2 separate regions of the Homo sapiens genome follow, and region 2 is linked to region 1. The links are chromatin loops, found by intact Hi-C in ENCODE. Cell type or tissue: ascending aorta. All regions are shown on one strand. Links, peaks and the distances in the headings refer to the core of each region. The heading gives the core; the rest is flanking DNA. Region 1 overlaps CUX1 (cut like homeobox 1). Region 2 overlaps CUX1 (cut like homeobox 1).

Region 1 (8,431 bases), core at 191-8,190:
AGCCTTGGCAGGAGAGTGAGAACCTGTCTCAAAAAAAAAGAAAAAGGCAGTCCTATGGAAGGCAGACCCTGTAGGGTCACTGAGACATCTAAGAGGCACCGACAGCACCCCAAAAGGGTAACCACCCACATTCAGGGCCAGCAGGAGATCCAGAGAGGCCAGAGAAGTGCCTCACCTGTCACTTCCAGAGTGTCCCCCACAGAGGCATGGGGATCCTGGGGCCAGGCTGCACAGGCTGGAATTCCAGATGTGCTGCCTGCTCATGGGGGCCAGTCACTGAAGGACCCTGTGCCTCAGTTTCCTCTCCTATAAACGGCGGTGAAAATAGCATCCGCCCTGTGAGCTTGTGGGGAGAGACCGAGTAGCACAAGTCATGAGCTCAGAACAGGCCCTGGCACAGACTTAATATTCCGTGAGTGCAACGAGTGTTGTTATTCCTTCAAGCCAACAGCCTCGTCAGGGAGAGCTGGGCAAGATATCTTTGGAAAACATTAATATTTATTGAGTAGTCCACGAGACACAAAGAGGAAGTCGTCCGAGGCCATGCCTGCTCTGTGCTCGGGGAACTGGGGCAAGGGGACCTGTAGCCTCACTGAGCTGGCCTTTAAGGACAAGGGGACCCTGCGGCCTGGGCCTTCCTGGGGAGAATCCTCCCATCTTTCCATCTTTATTTTTTATTTTTTGGGACAGGGTCTCGCTCTGTCGCCCAGGCTGGAGAGCAGTGGTGCAATCATAGCTCACTGCAGACTTGACCTCCTGGGCTTGAGGGATCCTCCCACCTCAGCCTCCCGAGTAGCTGAACCTCCCACCTTTGGTTCTCTCTCTCTTCTCTCTTCCCCTTCTGACCCTGCAAGGGGACCTGCCTCTCCTGTAGCTTTAATCCAAAGGCCTTCTGGACTTCCCTGGTGGACTGTCACCATTGGCAGGTGACAGTCACCTCTGCATAAACATTGTAGGGGGGAATCTGGGCACTTGGTTCATTCCCCTCCTGGCCAGAGAGCCTCTGGATGGAGGCAGGGCATCCAGCCCCAATCAGGGCACGCCTGCCCTGAAGCTATCAAACACTTCTTAGTGAACTGGAAGATTCCTCCCAGACTCCCGCCAAAGGAGACAGACCTCAAAATGTTGGCCACATGAAAGGCTTGTGTGTAAAAATAATTCAGTTCAACAAATATTTCCGCTATATGCAAATCACAGAAATAGGCACTACAGAGGACATGCAGGGAGGGGAGGAGGCGAGTGCTTCAAAGAGCCTGGAACCCAGCGAGGAAATGAAAAGGTGGCCGAGTGAGGGCTCACAGTCGAGGCCTGCAGTCAGCCCTCCACTGTGACAGCATCACCAAAACCAGGCAGAACTGGAGCCGGGGATTCCAGAAGGCAAGGGGGAAACGGCTTCAAATCACTGAAGATCTCATTAAAACAAATCCTCTGTTTATCCAATGTTTATGGTGTCACTGTGTAAATATCCATTAAAGTGCCAAATCAAGAATTAGCACTTTCTATGCTAAAGTCAATGTTCTATATAATGCATAGAAATTTGCAAAAAGGAAAAACAGAGGACATTAAACGGAATTATCTGTAATCCATGAAACTGACAATCATTATGTATCTCTCTCAGGGATCACTGCCTATTCGCTATTCCACTTTCTTAGAGAAGCCTGCTTTCCCAGGCACTCTGGGAAGGTGTGGAGAGCATGAGTTTAACACCCACCCACCTCACACGGGGCTTTAAATAATTACCTGTCCCAAACAGCACAAGGTCTTTGGGATGAGGCCCCAACATGGCACATGGCCTTCCCTACCCCATCTAAAAATGAGTACTACAGCAATTACCGGACAGAAAAACACGTTATCTAATTATGGGAGAGGAGCAAGGAGCTCTGGAATCAGAAATTTCTGAGAACATTATCAATAAGACTGTAGGCTAACTATAAGTATATATCCCAATTACCTTGACTTGATCATTACACATTGTATGCTTACACCAAAACATCACAAGTACTCCATGAATATGTACAACTATTATGTATCCACAATAACTAAAAATTGGCCAAAAGCATGGCTCACACCTATAATCCCAGCACTTTGGGAGGCCAAGGCAGGAAGATCACTTGTGGCCAGGAGTTCACGACCAGCCTGGGCAAGTCAGCGAGACCCCCTAGCAAAATAAAATTTTAAAACTTAGCCTGGCATGGTGGCATGTACCTGCTGTCCCAGCTACTCAGGAGGCTGAGGTGGGAGGATCACCTGAGCCCAAAAGTTGGAAGTTGTAGTGAGCTATGATTGCACCACTGCAGTCCAGCCTGTGTGATAAGATCCTATCTTATAAAAAATAATAATAATTTGGGCCGGGCATGGTGGCTCACACCTGTAATCCCAGCACTTTGGGAGGTCGAGGTCGGTGGATCACTTGAGGTCAAGAGTTCAAGACCAGCCTGGCCAACATGGTGAAACCCCATCTCTACTAAAAATACAAAAATTAGCCAGGTATGGTAGCAGGCGCCTATAATCCCAGCTACTCCGGAAGCTGAGGCAGGAAAATCGCTTGAACCTGGGAGGGGGAGATCATGCCATTGCACTCCAGCCTGGGCAACAAGAGTGAAACTCCATCGCAAAAAACAGTAATAATAATAATTTAAAATTTCAAAAAAAAATTAAAGAAAAAGAAAAAAAAATAACTATAGATCAATTGCATGATCCATGGCCAGGGACTTCGTTCCTGCCCCCGACCCCTGTATTTCTTAATAGCCTCTGGCATGCTACGGGGATCTGTAACATTGGCTAATAAAAGTACAATAAACAGCAATAGCTTTAGGAACTAAAGCCAGGTTTTGTCTATGTGTACATATGATGAAAATCTCAGGCAAGCCAACAATTACTATCTCATGCTAGTTTCATCCCCATACAATGTCAATAGTTCTATTGTAAACAGAAATCACTGGCAGGATTGGGATGAAAAGGATGGCAACATTCCACATTCGGACTGTGTGACGAACTCACCCCATAACATAAATAACTTCATTTTTTAAAAGAATAATAATCATCAAGGTACATGAGTGCCACCCCTCCATATGACGAAAATTGCTGTGATAGGAAGATGACGAAATGAGCAAACATCCCCTTTGGAGGCTGACTTGAAACCTGAGCCCGAGCCAAGAGTGTTAGCGTTTGAAATCAGTCACTGGCCTGGACTCTAGATCCGCTCCCAGTGACTCAGGGCTATACATAAATCAAATGCCAAAAAGGCCAGCTCACCACCCAGAGGTGCAGCTCTCTGGAACACGCAGAACCAGCAGGGCCTTAGAGGCCCGAAAAAGGCTTTATCCCAGATTTTCAAATCCCAGGACAGCCAAGGCTGGGCGAGACAGGGAACAAGGAAACAAGGTCACTGGGCCAGTGGGGAAGTCCAGGCCTCCAGTGACCCCAGAGGGCGCCGGTCACCAAGAAAGGAAGACTCCATCCCACGCCCACAGAGAGGGGCTGGGCTTAAAGCAAGGACCCACGTGCAGATTCCTGTGTTGGCCCCTCTGGAAACATGTACATCAACAGCTGCTATATTCTGAGTACCTACTACTATGTGCAGAGCATCTACTGTGTGAGCCGCTCACTTGCTGAGTGAACCAGGCCCTGAGCTCCAAAGTGAAAAGGTGACGAGAGGTGCTAGCCTGAATGAAGACCAAGAACAGCACCCCGGCTTTATTTCTGTAGGTGTCTTCATGCACAAATGCCTTTAGAGTGGTCTTTTTTTCTTTTTTAATTTCTACACCTAAGTCACACTGACAGTAGCTGATCGTCATCACAAATTTTCATTTTATTTCAATTCCAGGAGGGTAGGTCTCTGAAGAGACACTTTTGCCAACTAGGCTAAGCCAAGTTGTGTGAGGGTGACTCTGAGATGATCCTATTGGTCAGCCGTCCCCTTCGCAACAGGGCGTGCTGAGTGACTGGTCACGAAATTCCCTAAGTTAGTGGATTACTTACTTATGTGGTATGCTTATTCACCAGCCTCATCTGCTTCTTGCTAGGAAACAAGTTCCTTTTTTGTTTGTTTGTTTTTGAGATAGGATCTCACTCTGTTGCCCAGGCTGGAGTGCAGTGGTGTGATCATGGCTCACTGCAAGCTCCCACCTCCCAGCCTCAAGCGATCCTCCCACCTCAGCCTCCCGAGGAGATGGGACTACAGGCGTGCACCACCAAGCCCAGCTGATTTTTTTTTTTTATTTTTGGGTAGAGACAAGGTCTCACTATGTTGCCAAGGTTGGTCTCAAACTCCTGGGCTCAAGCGATCCTCCTGCCTCAGCCTCCCAAAATACTGGGATGACAGGTGTGAGCCACTGCACCTTGCCCTGTGATTCTGTTTTATTGCCATAGAATGGTTCGGCTGTTCTATAAAAGCACAGGAATAAACCAATAGCATTTTTCCACTCCTGCCTCCTCCCTCAATAACCTCCACCTTCAAGGAGGTTTCTGGATGCCCAAGTGACAGAAAGTCATCAGTCCCCTTTTTCTCGGCAGGAGAACTGCCCAATCACATGGCCCTACAGCCTAACAGGTGCTGTCAAATCGCTGAAAAGGCAGGATAAGTTCTTGACAAATCGGTGGCGTCAGAAAATCAATTCCCAAATACCATGTAATTTACTGACAAGCCCACCAGGGCATTCATATTGGACGGGAACAGATTTCTTCCCTGAAAAAGGACAAAGATAAGAGCAAGAAACATATTTACATTTTGTCTGCAGACCCAAGCTCCTGAGCCAGCGAGGAGGAATCAAGGGAGGTAGTCAGTGTATCGCAAACAACTCGGGCCTGCCAGCGATGAAAATTAATGGGAAGGTAAGAAGCTGCTTTTGATGCTGGAAGAACTCCAGTAAAAACTGGTCTGTACATGGGAACACGGTGTCAGACTCACAGAGAATCAGCTTGTCTGACTTGTGGTTTTCTTGACAACATTCATCTTCTCTTGGCCTGATACAGGGCAATTAGTGCTTGTCAGCTGAATCATGTGTTATTAAGATCATTCAGGCATTTTTTAATTACGGTGAGCGAGACAGACAGTAATGAGATCTCCAGCAACTTTAACTTTCCACTTCCTTTTTAGATAAATCTTAAGCTGCCTTTTTTTTTCTTTCTTCCCTACTGATGTTTCAAAAGAATTGTTTATTCCTACAGGTAATACTTGTAACTCAGCCCCCGTTTCCCCTACCTCCAAGCAAAACATCAAACTGCGGGGGGCTCCCCCAAAATCAATCAAAGACATGTTTCTTACACATCTGCTCACTCTAATTGGACATGGGATGAGCAGCTGCTCTTTTAAAAATTGCTCTTAGTGGAGAATTTGGTTCTGGAGGACTCCTTGGGCCCACAGAGCCCCAACCCAGGACCTGGGGGTGGGGGGCCTGGCCTGGCTGGCTTCCATCCAATTCCTAAAGGGGTCATGGCCTGTGTTTCATCACGTGAACCCCACCGTCTTTCCAAAACCTGGTCTTCTTTGTAGTAACTCTTCCTGTCACGTGACACCAAAAAACCCAGGATGCATAAAAATGATTTAATCTGCTTTTATAGTCTATATTTCATTCTATTTGCTTTTAAATTAACAATTCTCAAAAAGGTTAAAGTACACTACCAGCTTCAACCTGAATCAGGTTCATCATTTCTGCCTTTTAAAATGCTCCCTTTACATCAATATTTCATTGAGGGAATCATTGTCCTTTCCTAGGAGATTTCAAATGTTTATGATCCCAGTTCCCACTCTTTATACAGCCAGGAGCCAACGTGATTTCTGAGCTATTCCTGATGAACCATCTGTTTCTTTATGAGGCCGATGAGAGGGGTCTGGGGAACGGGTGATAAGGAGAAAAGCCCCCAACACTCATTCTTGCCGGGAACGCACACCGTCCTCATTGTGAGCCATTGTTCCAAAGGCACCGAGTCTCAAGAACGTGAACTTCCGAAATTGCCAACGAGCTTTAATCCACAGTGAACGAGCAGGAAGAGAACTTTCTGAAGGAAACTTCTCCAAACCCAATGACCTGTTCCTCGGAGTTTTTTGTTTTTTCAATGTTCCTTTCAACGGTGCACATTATATAAACGCATTCTGGATATTCTCACACTTGGAGTTTTTGTGCCTTTAGTTGTTTTTAAAAAAACAGCCTTTTTAAAAAAAAATCAGCCTTTTCCTGTAGGTTTTTATACAATTCTAGACAAGGTATATGCTGCGATCCAAAAACGCCTCCTCTCCCCCAGCCCCCAGCAAAGCCACCTTTCTCTGCCACAGACCCAGTGGACTCCAGTTTGTCGCCACCCACCACCAAAGTCCACAAGTCAGGAGGTGGTAGAAGGGTCTGAGTGTGACTCTGCGGTCCCCTGTGCGCCCCCATGCAGAAGCAGGCTGTCCTGTGCTTAGAGACCCTGGGAGAACCCCACTCAGCCAGCTGGACGCTGCCTTGGGGCAGGAGCTGAACCTGCAGGAATCAATGCTGGAGCTCCACCAAGGACCCTGCGGGCGGGCCGCACGGCACCCAGGGGGCCACTTTTATCTCCCAAGAAGGCAAGGCCACAAAAGGAACTGACCACCCTCAACTGGGCCAGCCGGGAGAGCCCACTGTCAGGGGGGTCACACCACACTGGCTGGCTGGCCTCAGGCCTCCAGGGCAGGGGAAGTAAGCCCCAGAAGGCCGAAGACAACTGGAGCAATGGTAAGACCAGCCTCAACCACAGAGAGGGGCTCCCAGCCACAGGGAAGCAACTGGGACAGCCAACGGCTAGAATGCATTGATTTAGAACAATAAAGCGAAAAGTTGCATTATTTTAAAGAGCTAGAAACTAGAACTAAAATAGAAGAGAGGGAGGGGTCCATTCCAATTTCAAAGCAATTTTTAGAGTAGACCACTCTTTGTACAGGGGAGATCTGACAGACAGAAAGACTTTCATGTTAAAGCTATGTGAAGGGGGGACAGGGGAGGGGGCAAAGGGTTAAGGTCCCCCAAAGCTGAATGCAAGCATTCCCACTTCCCCACCCCCAACAAGACAACCCCAGGGACTCCTCCTGGGCTCAGATCAAGACTTCAGTTCAGCTGCAGGGAACAGTGTCCTCAAGATATGCTTGAAAAGGCTTTGAAATGCAACAGTTTCAGCTACTTAGGCATATTGGTTTGAGTTCCTGCAAAGAACAGACAGGGTCAGGATGGTTCCAGCACAGTACGAATGGGCTTCTCGCCCTAACAGAATTCTCGAAAAAAATACCATAGTTACTTCTACTTTAAGATCTCGTGACTGGGTGCAGTGGCTCATGCCTGTAATCCCAGCACTTTGGGAGGCCCAGGCAGGAGGATCACCTGAGGTCAGGAGTTTGAGACCAGCCTGGCCAACATGGCGAAACCCCATCTCTACTAAAAATACAAAATTGGCCCGGCATGGTGGTGCGCGCCTGTAATCCCAGCTACTCAGGAGGCTCAGGCAGGAGAATTGTGTGAGCCTGGGAGGCGGAGGTTGCAGTGAGCCGAGATCATACCACTGCACTTCAGCCTCGGCGACAGTGAAACTCTGTCTCTTAAAAAAAAAAACAAAAAAAGATCTTGTAAGCCGCTGGTGCGTCTTTTTTTTCTCTTTATTAATAGAATTTTTACAATCACATTGTATTGAAAAGGATCTGTTTTGAGGCTTGGAAATTGCACTGCTTTGAACAAAACTGCATCAAGGTGAGCTTTGCCAGACCCCAGCAGCGACGCAGTAATTGTGGGCTCAGGCGCACAGGGCCGGCTACTACGACATTCCCCCAACTTGGCCCCAGCCACACCTTGCCAGCCTTAGCGGCAATGACTTCAGTTTCTCAAACTAACTTTTCATCTAGCTAAGCTGCAGCCTGTTGCTGGCTAACTGCGAGGTTGGTCTCTAAAAGGACCCACCCCTCTCCTAGGCACACTCACTGACAGTCACTGCCTGTTTCCTACAAGGAAGTGGCGTTATTCCAAGTTAGTAAAATAACCAAGGGGAGGGGAGGGTCCTGTCCCACAGTAACCGATTTCATTGACTCCTTACTGCAATGTGCACTTCCACACCTACAAAACCAGGTGGTTTGTTTTGTTCTGTTGCATTCCTTTTGTGCATATAATTAGTGCAATCATGAAAGAATTAGCATTAGGGCCCTGGAGGACAGGGCTCTCTGCAGCCAGTGCTGGAGGGAAGGGGTGTAAACTGCTAAGTGTGGGTAATCTGGCAGTTCCTACAAATTCACAAACACTTAAGTCCCTGGGCCTGGCCCCTCTCCCTATAGGAATGAGTCCTGCAAATCGGCTTCCCCCTGCAGATAAGCTTGCACCTGTGTCAAACGGTGTACGCACAACATTCTTCAAGGAAGCAACCCAAATATCTATCAAAATGGAACCAAGTATATAAAATATACCTATTCATATCATTGAACAATGGTGTCGCT
Region 2 (8,431 bases), core at 381-8,380, 69 kb before region 1:
CCCTGGGACACATGAGACTGCAGAAGTGGGGAAGTGGGTAGGTGCGGAGGTCAGGCATGCCTGCTATCAGAGCAGACAGACCTGGTGGAACTCCAGCTCGGTTACTCTCTGGCTGAATGGCTTGGGCTCAGTTCCCTCAAGTCTATAAAATGGGCATGATATTATTATGCCTCCTCATCAGGGAGATGTAAAGACTGAATGAGAGAATAAATGGGTAGAACTCAGCACAGTGAATACAAGCAGCAGGTGCTTGCTAATATCACTGAGAAGCAAGAAATGCCTTTTTCTTGATGCTCAGATCACCTGTGTCACAGCAATGGTCCAACAGGGAGAAGGGAATGGACCAGGGAGGAGGCGCAGAGCGGAACACAAATCATCCTCTCCCTTCCTTGAACCTGCATTTTTTTTTTTTTTGAGACTGAATCTGTCTCTGTCACCCACGCTGGAGTGCAGTGGCATGATCTCAGCTCACTGCAACCTCCGCCACCAGGGTTCAAGCAATTCTCCTGCCTCTCGAGTAGCTGGGATTACAGGTGTGCACCACCAGGCCCAGTTGATTTTTGCATTTTTAGTAGAGACAGGGTCTCACCATGTTGGCCAGGCTGGTCTCGAACTCCTGGCCTCAGGTGATCGCCTGCCTCGGCTTCCCAAAGTGCTGGGATTACACACATGAGCCACCATGCCTGGCCTGAACCTGTATTTCAACAGCTTCCAAATTCAAATATTTCTATGTAATGCATCCGATCCTCAGCCAGGCAAAGTGGAAGGAGATGGAGTTTGTCGTGGTTAAGCAACAGTCAGACTAGGTGTGTTCATGATGCCACCTGCGAGCAGCTGTGTGACCAGAGCAGTGATTCTGGAAGTTGGTCTAAGCCACAGCTTCCTCATCGCTACCATGGGCAATGGTGGCTGCACTGCAAATGCCAGCACACTGTAGAGAAGGGGTCTTGCTATGTTGCTCTGGCTGGTCTCAAACTCCTGCACTCAAGTGATCTGCCTGCCTCGGCCTCCCAAAGTGCTGGGATTATAGGCATGAGCCACTGTGCCCAGCCAGCTTTAACCATATTTCTACTTTTTTTCCTTGGGATTCTCCTTGGCAATACATACAGCTACAAAAGACGCTAGGCACCAAGCCACACAAATATTTACAACGAGGACGGGAATAATAGAATAATCACAGTGGCTAACATTTATTGAGCCCTTACTTTGGGTTACAATTTTATTTTGTTGAGACAGGGTCTCACTCTGTCACCCAGGCTGGAGTGCAGTGGCACCATCATAGCTCACTGCAGCCTTGAACTCCTGGGCTATCCCCCAACCTCAGCCTCCCAAGTAGCTGGGGCTACACGTGTGCACCACTGTACCTGGCTAATTTTCACATTTTGTCATAGAGATGGGCTCTTGTTATGTTGCCCAGGATGGTCATAAACTCCTGTCTCAGGCGTCTCAGACACATAAACTCGTGTCTCAGGTGATCCTCCCGTCTCAGCCTCCTGAGTAGCTGGGACTACAGGTGTGCACCACCATGCCTGGCTGACTTAAAAAAATTTTTTTTGTAGAGATGGGGGTCTTGCTGTGTTACCCAGACCAGAGGGTTACAATTTGAAAAGATACTGAATTTACTTGGTCTTCCAGAACCAAGAGCCTAAGACATACAGACATGCTGCCCATAAAGAGAATTAAAAGGCAAATGTAAAACTCCAAGCCATAATTTCAACATCACAACGTGAGAAGTGAACAAATGCTTTTTTTTTTTTTGTGGATTTCCCAGAAGAAAACCCTTAAAAGCAAAGGCTGTGCTTCCCCTTCAACCCTCCAGTCGTGAGACAAAACAGACATCGCCAGGCCCGACTGTGTCCTGGCACGGGCCTGAGGCTCTGCTGATCCAGCGCCTTATCTATATTTGGTACGTGAGGTAAAGCAAGAACATCTTATTCCTCCGCCTTTAATAAGCCAGCTTAAGACATCATTACTCACCACCAGAGTGAACTCATTTTGAAACTCTGAAGATGGAGAGGCCACTCTTCGCATTTCTTACTAAAAGAGAAGTGGCTCCTCTCCCCTGATTCCTACAACAAGAGCTGCCACAAATACCTTTAAAAAGGGGCAAGGTAAATTCGCTCACCAACTCACCGTGTAATTTCATCAACGAGAAGGCCGAACAACAACACATAGGGAAGTGTTTTTCTTCTAATAAGTACCTTTCTCCAAGAAGCCACCAATTATGAGGGCCGGGAATGTATTTAAATGCTTCTTACCGCACCAAGTGGAAGATCAGCCACTTTTTATTTATTACTTATTTGAAAGGGAGGGAGAATGAAGAGAATAAAATTTCCTTTTCCTTCTCTAACAAGATGAGTCACAATTTCCAAACATTAATCAATCAGTGAGTCACAGTTGGGGGAGAAGAGGAAATGGCTGGGAGGCCTTCCACTGCAAGCTCTTCCCAGAACCGCAGAGAATCAGGAACCCCAGCGGGCTGACTCGACTTCCCCAGTTCCCCTCACACGTGAGGAGCGGGCAGGGCGGCCAGAAGCCAGGCTTCCTGGCCTCTGAGATGCTCCGAAGGGGTCCCTCTGCTCCTTCATTTACGGAACACACACACATTTCGGAGGTGTCTATTTCATGTTGTAAACAGACGGATAAAATGTCCCGACAGAGCCCATGTCCTCCTGGGAAAGGCAGACAATCAAGTCAGTGACCGCAGAGGACACACACGTGCCCTGCGCACCTATGCACACCCAGTGCAGGGGTGGAAAAGGCAACGGGCAGAGGCAAGGGGTGGGGACCTCCCAACACACCTCTGGGACCAGGTAAGCCCCGAGCTGAGACCAGCATGGCGCAGTGGGGGAGAAGGTGGCGGCAGAAAAGGGAGTGAGCCACACAGGACCACATTTGTGCAAATGCGTGGGTGGGAGAAACAATGGCACGTTTGGAACCCACAGGTGGTTCGGCATCAGTACCAAGTCCACCAGATGAGGGAGGGACACTGGCCAGAGACCAGATGACAAAGGGCCACTGATCCCTGCGAATGAGGTCAACATGTTCTGAAAGGTACTCGGGGTTCCGTAGCAGGGTTCTCAGGCCTTAACCAGGAGAGCTGGTGAAGGCACAGGCGGCTGGGCCTGCCCGCGTATTTTCTGATTCAGCAGGTCTGGAGTAGACCCGAGAATCTGTACTTTTAATTTATTTATTACTGAAACAGGGTCTCGCTCTGTCACCCAGGCTGGAGTGCAGTGGCGCAATCACGGCTCACTGCAGCTCCAACCTTCCAGGTCTCAAGCAATCCTCAAGTCTACTGAGTAGCTGGGAATACAGGCATATGCTACCACGCCTAGCTAATTTTTGTATTTTTTTTTGTAGAGACGGGGTCTCGCTATGTTGCCCAGGCTGGTCTTGAACTCCTCAAACAATCCTTCCACCTTGGCCTCTCAAAGTATTGGGATTATAGGTGTGAGCCACTACGCCTGGTCAGAATCTGCAATTCTAACAAGTCCCCAGGTCCTGTGATGCTGCTGGCCTGGGCCACACCTTGACAGCCACTGCTCTACAGGACAGGAGTTCAAATGGGCCTGATTGTCTTTTTAGATAAAGTTTTATCGGCATACAGCCACGCCCACCATTTTTGTATTATCTATGGCTACTTTACAGCAGAGTTGAGTCTTTGTAACAGACCATATGGCCCTGCCGAAACCTACAGTATTTTACCATCTGGTTCTTTACAGTAAACAGTTTGCCAATCCCTGCTGTAGGCTAATGAGAATGGGTGATAAGAAAAATGCAGTGGCCCATACCTGTAATCCCAGCACTTCGGGAGGCCGATGCGGGCGGATCACAAGGTCAGGAGATTGAGACCATCCTGGCTAACACGGTGAAACCCTGTCTCTACTAAAAATAAAAAAAAATTAGCCAGGGTGTGGTGGCGGACGCCTGTAGTCCCAGCTACTCAGGAGGCTGAGGCAGGAGAATGGCATGAACCCTGGAGGCGGAGCTTGCAGTGAGCCGAGATCATGCCACTGCGCTCCAGCCTGGGCAACAGAGCGAGACTGTCTCCAGAAAAAAAAAAAAGGAAAAAGACTTGCCCAGTCAATGAGTTTTGAAGGGTACTGGGTTGATCGATGTTCAGCAGGTTTCTTTTCTGCAAGAGTTTATAGAGCCTTTAATAACTAGTGCAGTTATCCTGGGACTGGTGTTCCCAGACATGGCATTAGTCTACAGGATGCTGCTAAAGGAATTTTTTTTTTTTTTGAGACAGTGTCTCACCCTATCACCCAGGCTGGAGTGCGGTGGCATGATCTTGGCTCACTGCAACCTCTGCCACCCAGGCTCAAGAAATCCTCCCACCTCAGCCTCCCAAGTGGTTGGGACCACAGGCGTGCGCCACCACACCCGGCTTATTTTTTGTATTTTTAGTAGAGATGGTGTTTTGCTATGTTGCCCAGGCTGGTCTAGAACTTCAGGCCTCAAGTGATCTGCCCACATTGGCCTCCCAAAGTTCTGAGATCACAAGTTGAGCCACCGCACCAGCCTGCTAAAAGATTTTAACCAGCGAAGTTAATCAATCAGAATTGTATCTTGGAAAAACTCCTCCAGGGGGCAGATATACAGAAAGGGAATGAAACCAAAGGAAGTGAGACCAGTTAGGCAGTTGCTATGGTAACTAAGAAGTAAGGAGAGTGTGCACCAGGACAGGGGTTGGCCAAGTTTTACTGGAAAGGGTCAGATAGTAAATATTCTACATGGCTCACGCCTGTAATCCCAGCACTTTGGGAGGCAAGGCAGGAAGACTGCTTAGGTCTGGGATTTTTGAGACCAGCCTGGCCAACGTAGTGAGACCTCATCTCTATAAAAAAAGAAAAGAAAGAAGAAAAAAATATATTTTAAGTTTTGCAGGCCATATGGTCTCTGTTGCAACTACTCAACTCTGCTGCTGTAGCCCAGAAAAGCAGCCACAGACAATAGATAAACAAATGAGTATGGCTGAGTGCCAATAAAACTTTATTTATGGAGGTGAGTTATGGAATGATGAAAAAGTTCTGGAGATGGATGGCAGTGATGGCTTGCACAACACTGAATGTACCTAATTCCACTAAACTGTAGATTTCAAAATAACTAAAATGGTAAATTTTATGTTATGTGTATTTTACTACAATTTTTTTTTTAAAAAAACAACAAACTATGGGCAATGAAATTTGAATTTCATATAATTTTCTGGGTTTTTTTGGGAATTTCATATAATTTTCTTATATCATAAAATATAAGTCTTCTGGGCCGAGCGCAGTGGCTCACGCCTGTAATCCCAACACTTTGGGAGGCTGAGGCAGGCGGATCACCTGAGATCAGGAGTTCAGGACCAGCCTGACCAACAAGGTGAAACCTCGTCTCTACTAAAAATACAAAAATTAGCCGGGTGTGGTGGCGGGTGCCTGTAATCCCAGCTACTCGGGAGGCTGAGGCACGAGAACGCTTAAACCCAGGAGGCGGAGGTTACAGTGAGCTGAGATCGCGCCAGCATTGCACTCCAGCCTGATCGACAGGGTGAGACTCTGTCTCAAAGAAGCAGCTTGTACTGGAACTGTCGGATCCTGTGGGGTAATGAGCAATAATCAGCCCATCCGTGAGTGATGCCCAGGAGACACCAGCTCCTGAGAGTCAGGGGCAAGAACTCCTGCCTCCTTCACCTCTCAGAAGCCCCTCTCTCAGGGATTGGGCCTGAGGACCACTGTCTAGCAGAAAAAGCAAGCACTCGCTAGGCGTGGTGGCTCATGCCTGTAATCCCAGCACTTTGGGAGGCTGAGGTGGGTGGATTACCTGAGGTCAGGAGTTCAAAGACTGGCCTGGGCAACATGGCAAAACTCCATCTCTACTAAAAATACAAAAATTAGCTGGGCATGGTGATGTGTACCTATAATCCCAGCTACTTGAGAGGCTGAGGCACGAGAATCACTTGAACCCGGGAGGTGGAGGTTGCAGTGAGCCAATATCGTGCCACTACATTCCAGCCTGGGCGACAGAGTGAGACTCTGTCTCAAAGAAAAAAAAAGGAAGAAAAAGAAAAAAAAAAAAAGCAAGCACTCTGCCTTAGCCACAGTAAATGATCACAGTGAAATCCAATCAGAGATGAGGAGATTAAATAATGACCAATGTTTGGCTGGGTGCGGTGGCTTATACCTGTAATCCCGGCATTTTGGGAGGCCTAGGCGGGCGGATCACGAGGTCAGGAGATCGAGACTATCCTGGCTAACACGGTGAAACCCGTCTCTACTGAAAATACAAAAAATTAGCCAGGCGTGGTGGCGGGCGCCTGTAGTCCCAGCTACTCGGGAGGCTGAGGCAGGAGAATGGCGTGAACCCAGGAGGTGGAGCTTGCAGTGAGCTGAGATCGCACTACTGCACTCCAGCCTGGGCGACAGAGTGAGACTCTGTCTCAAAATAATAATAATAATAATAATGACCAATGTTTGTCAAACAATCTGTGGGAGAAGAACACACAACAGATTTTTACATTTCCAGCCCATTGTGGACTCAGATCTTTATAAAATAAAATTAAAATGCCACTTGGATGTCACCGTCACGTTAAATTGCTATGAACATTTCTAGACACCTACTCTGAACTTCTGTGCTTATCTTGTTGCAGACCAGTGATGGGCAGGGTCCTGGGCCATACTCAGACACACTTGCAGGGGCACAGTGGCCTGGCATGGTGCCTCCTGAGATTTCTCTGCTGAAAAGAGAACAAAATGTACAACCCAATCAGGCCAGCCAGTCCCAAGCTCAGGGACTCAGGCAGGTGATTCCTCAGGGACAGGACTCTGGAAAACGGAGGACCTCAATGGGGTGCTCCTGTACCAGGGCGGGTTGAAGGTCAGCAAATGTCAGAGAAGAGAGACTCTGTGATGCCCCCCCAGCAGAGCCACCAACCAGTAGCCCCTGGCTAATTTGGCTCTTACAACAAAGTAGGGCTTGAGGGGATCCAGATACAGAGGCCCAGACTCAAGGGAACTCGGAGACCCAGAGGGACAGAGACACTTCTCCATCTTTATAAAGAAATCAGACAACTTGAACACTGGAAATCTACAAAGCAGGCAACGTTCCAAGGCTAGCCCTTATTTTAAAGGCTCGACTTTATTATAAAATCCCGAGGCACCACGTTCCCCTATGAAAAGCCAATTCCTAAAGTGGATCTAGGGCACAGAGGGAATGGATTCTCACTCCATCAGAGCAGACAGTTTTCCGCTTAAGAGATGTAATTGCAAATCATTTTAGAAAACCCTCAACAACTAATTGTCGTGATAATGCCAAGTTTACGGAGCCCAAATAATGGACAAATATCACCACGTAATAGAATAGGACAAAAATGGTAATTTTACTATGGAAAGTTGGAACTTGCCATTTCAAATTAGCAGAAGCTGTGAAGTGGGCATTACTGACAATGTGAATATAGTAATTGGGGCTGATTTCTTGGCGCCTGGCCGAATCTGGCTGCCTGGCGTCCTGTGAGTTAATTATAGCTCTGTTAACAGAGCGGGGGCAGGGAACTCGGCAGTGACGCAGAGATAAAACTCAGCCCAGGTCTCTGCAGATGAGGCAAAATGTGAGTGTTTTGGCTGGAGATCAGGTGCAACAGAAATTAGTCCCAATTAATTCCGTAAGCAATAGTCCTCAGGAAATACAGACATGGATGGCTAGGGTCAACAATTCCTGGGAGCTGAACTTTCTGAAGGTGTCCTTGCTAACTCAAAATTGGTCTTCATCCTTTCCACATTGCCAGTGGAATGGCTAAGTAAGTCATTTTTGTCTACATCCAAAAATATTTCATTTACTGCTTTAAAAGATTCCTTTTAAAAAAATCCCAGGAATCAAAATATGTGATTCTGTCCAAATTAGCTCTCTCCACAGACTGAGACAATTATTTCACTGTGGGCTTTTTTGGAAATAAATCTTTCTTTTCTTTAATTTTAGAGACTGTATTGTGCACTTTGAGATTTAAGATGGAATTCATTTCATCCCCATGTCTAAGTTGTTGCCTGTCTAATACGTTGGCATGCCCCGTGCTGGGGCACCAGTTTCTTTAAGAAACTGATGAAGGTGTGTGCGGGATTAACTTATGGTTGGATATGGGGTAAATATTTAAGCTCGGGCTCGGGCCTAGAATAGTGAGGTGGTTTTTTCGGTTTTTGTTTTTTTGAGACGGAGTCTCGCTCTTGCTCAGGCTGGAGTGCAGTGGCATGATCACGGCTCACTGCAGCCTCGAGCTCCTGGGTGCAAGCAATCCTCCTGCCTCAGCCTCCCAAGTGGCTGAGACTACAGGCACATGTCACCACACTTGGCTAATTCTTTAATTTTTTGTCAAGACAGGGTCTCACTCACTATGTTGCCAAGGCCGGTCTCCCAACTCCTGGGCTCAAGGGATCCTCCCGCCTCAGCCTCC

What was found. Peaks named below come from ENCODE experiments on the same cell type or tissue, not always from the same donor. Only the 100,000 strongest peaks of a DNase experiment are listed, where the experiment ranks them.
Region 2: a loop joins it to region 1, with 2.8 times the contacts of the local background. A loop is called at or near these places in 10 of 110 quality-filtered maps.

The regions. Positions count from the first base shown.
Region 1 is chr7:101,877,811-101,886,241 of GRCh38, reverse strand. The region is part of intron 1 of CUX1 (cut like homeobox 1); the gene reads right to left. Among named protein-coding and RNA genes, the nearest start is that of CUX1, 64 kb to the right of the region's middle. RefSeq lists silencers at 713-762, 2,494-2,661 and enhancers at 1,333-1,382, 8,396-8,431. In ascending aorta, for the core only: no CTCF peak of the experiment used is centred there; DNase peaks (open chromatin) are centred at 451, 3,211 and 3,943; H3K4me3 peaks cover 704 bases; H3K27ac peaks cover 5,483 bases.
Region 2 is chr7:101,947,148-101,955,578 of GRCh38, reverse strand. The region is part of intron 2 of CUX1 (cut like homeobox 1); the gene reads right to left. Among named protein-coding and RNA genes, the nearest start is that of CUX1, 130 kb to the right of the region's middle. RefSeq lists enhancers at 2,256-2,550, 2,209-2,734, 1,891-3,090, 2,735-3,261. In ascending aorta, for the core only: CTCF peaks have their summits at 1,756 and 4,525; DNase peaks (open chromatin) are centred at 1,868, 2,498 and 7,508; H3K4me3 peaks cover 727 bases; H3K27ac peaks cover 4,656 bases.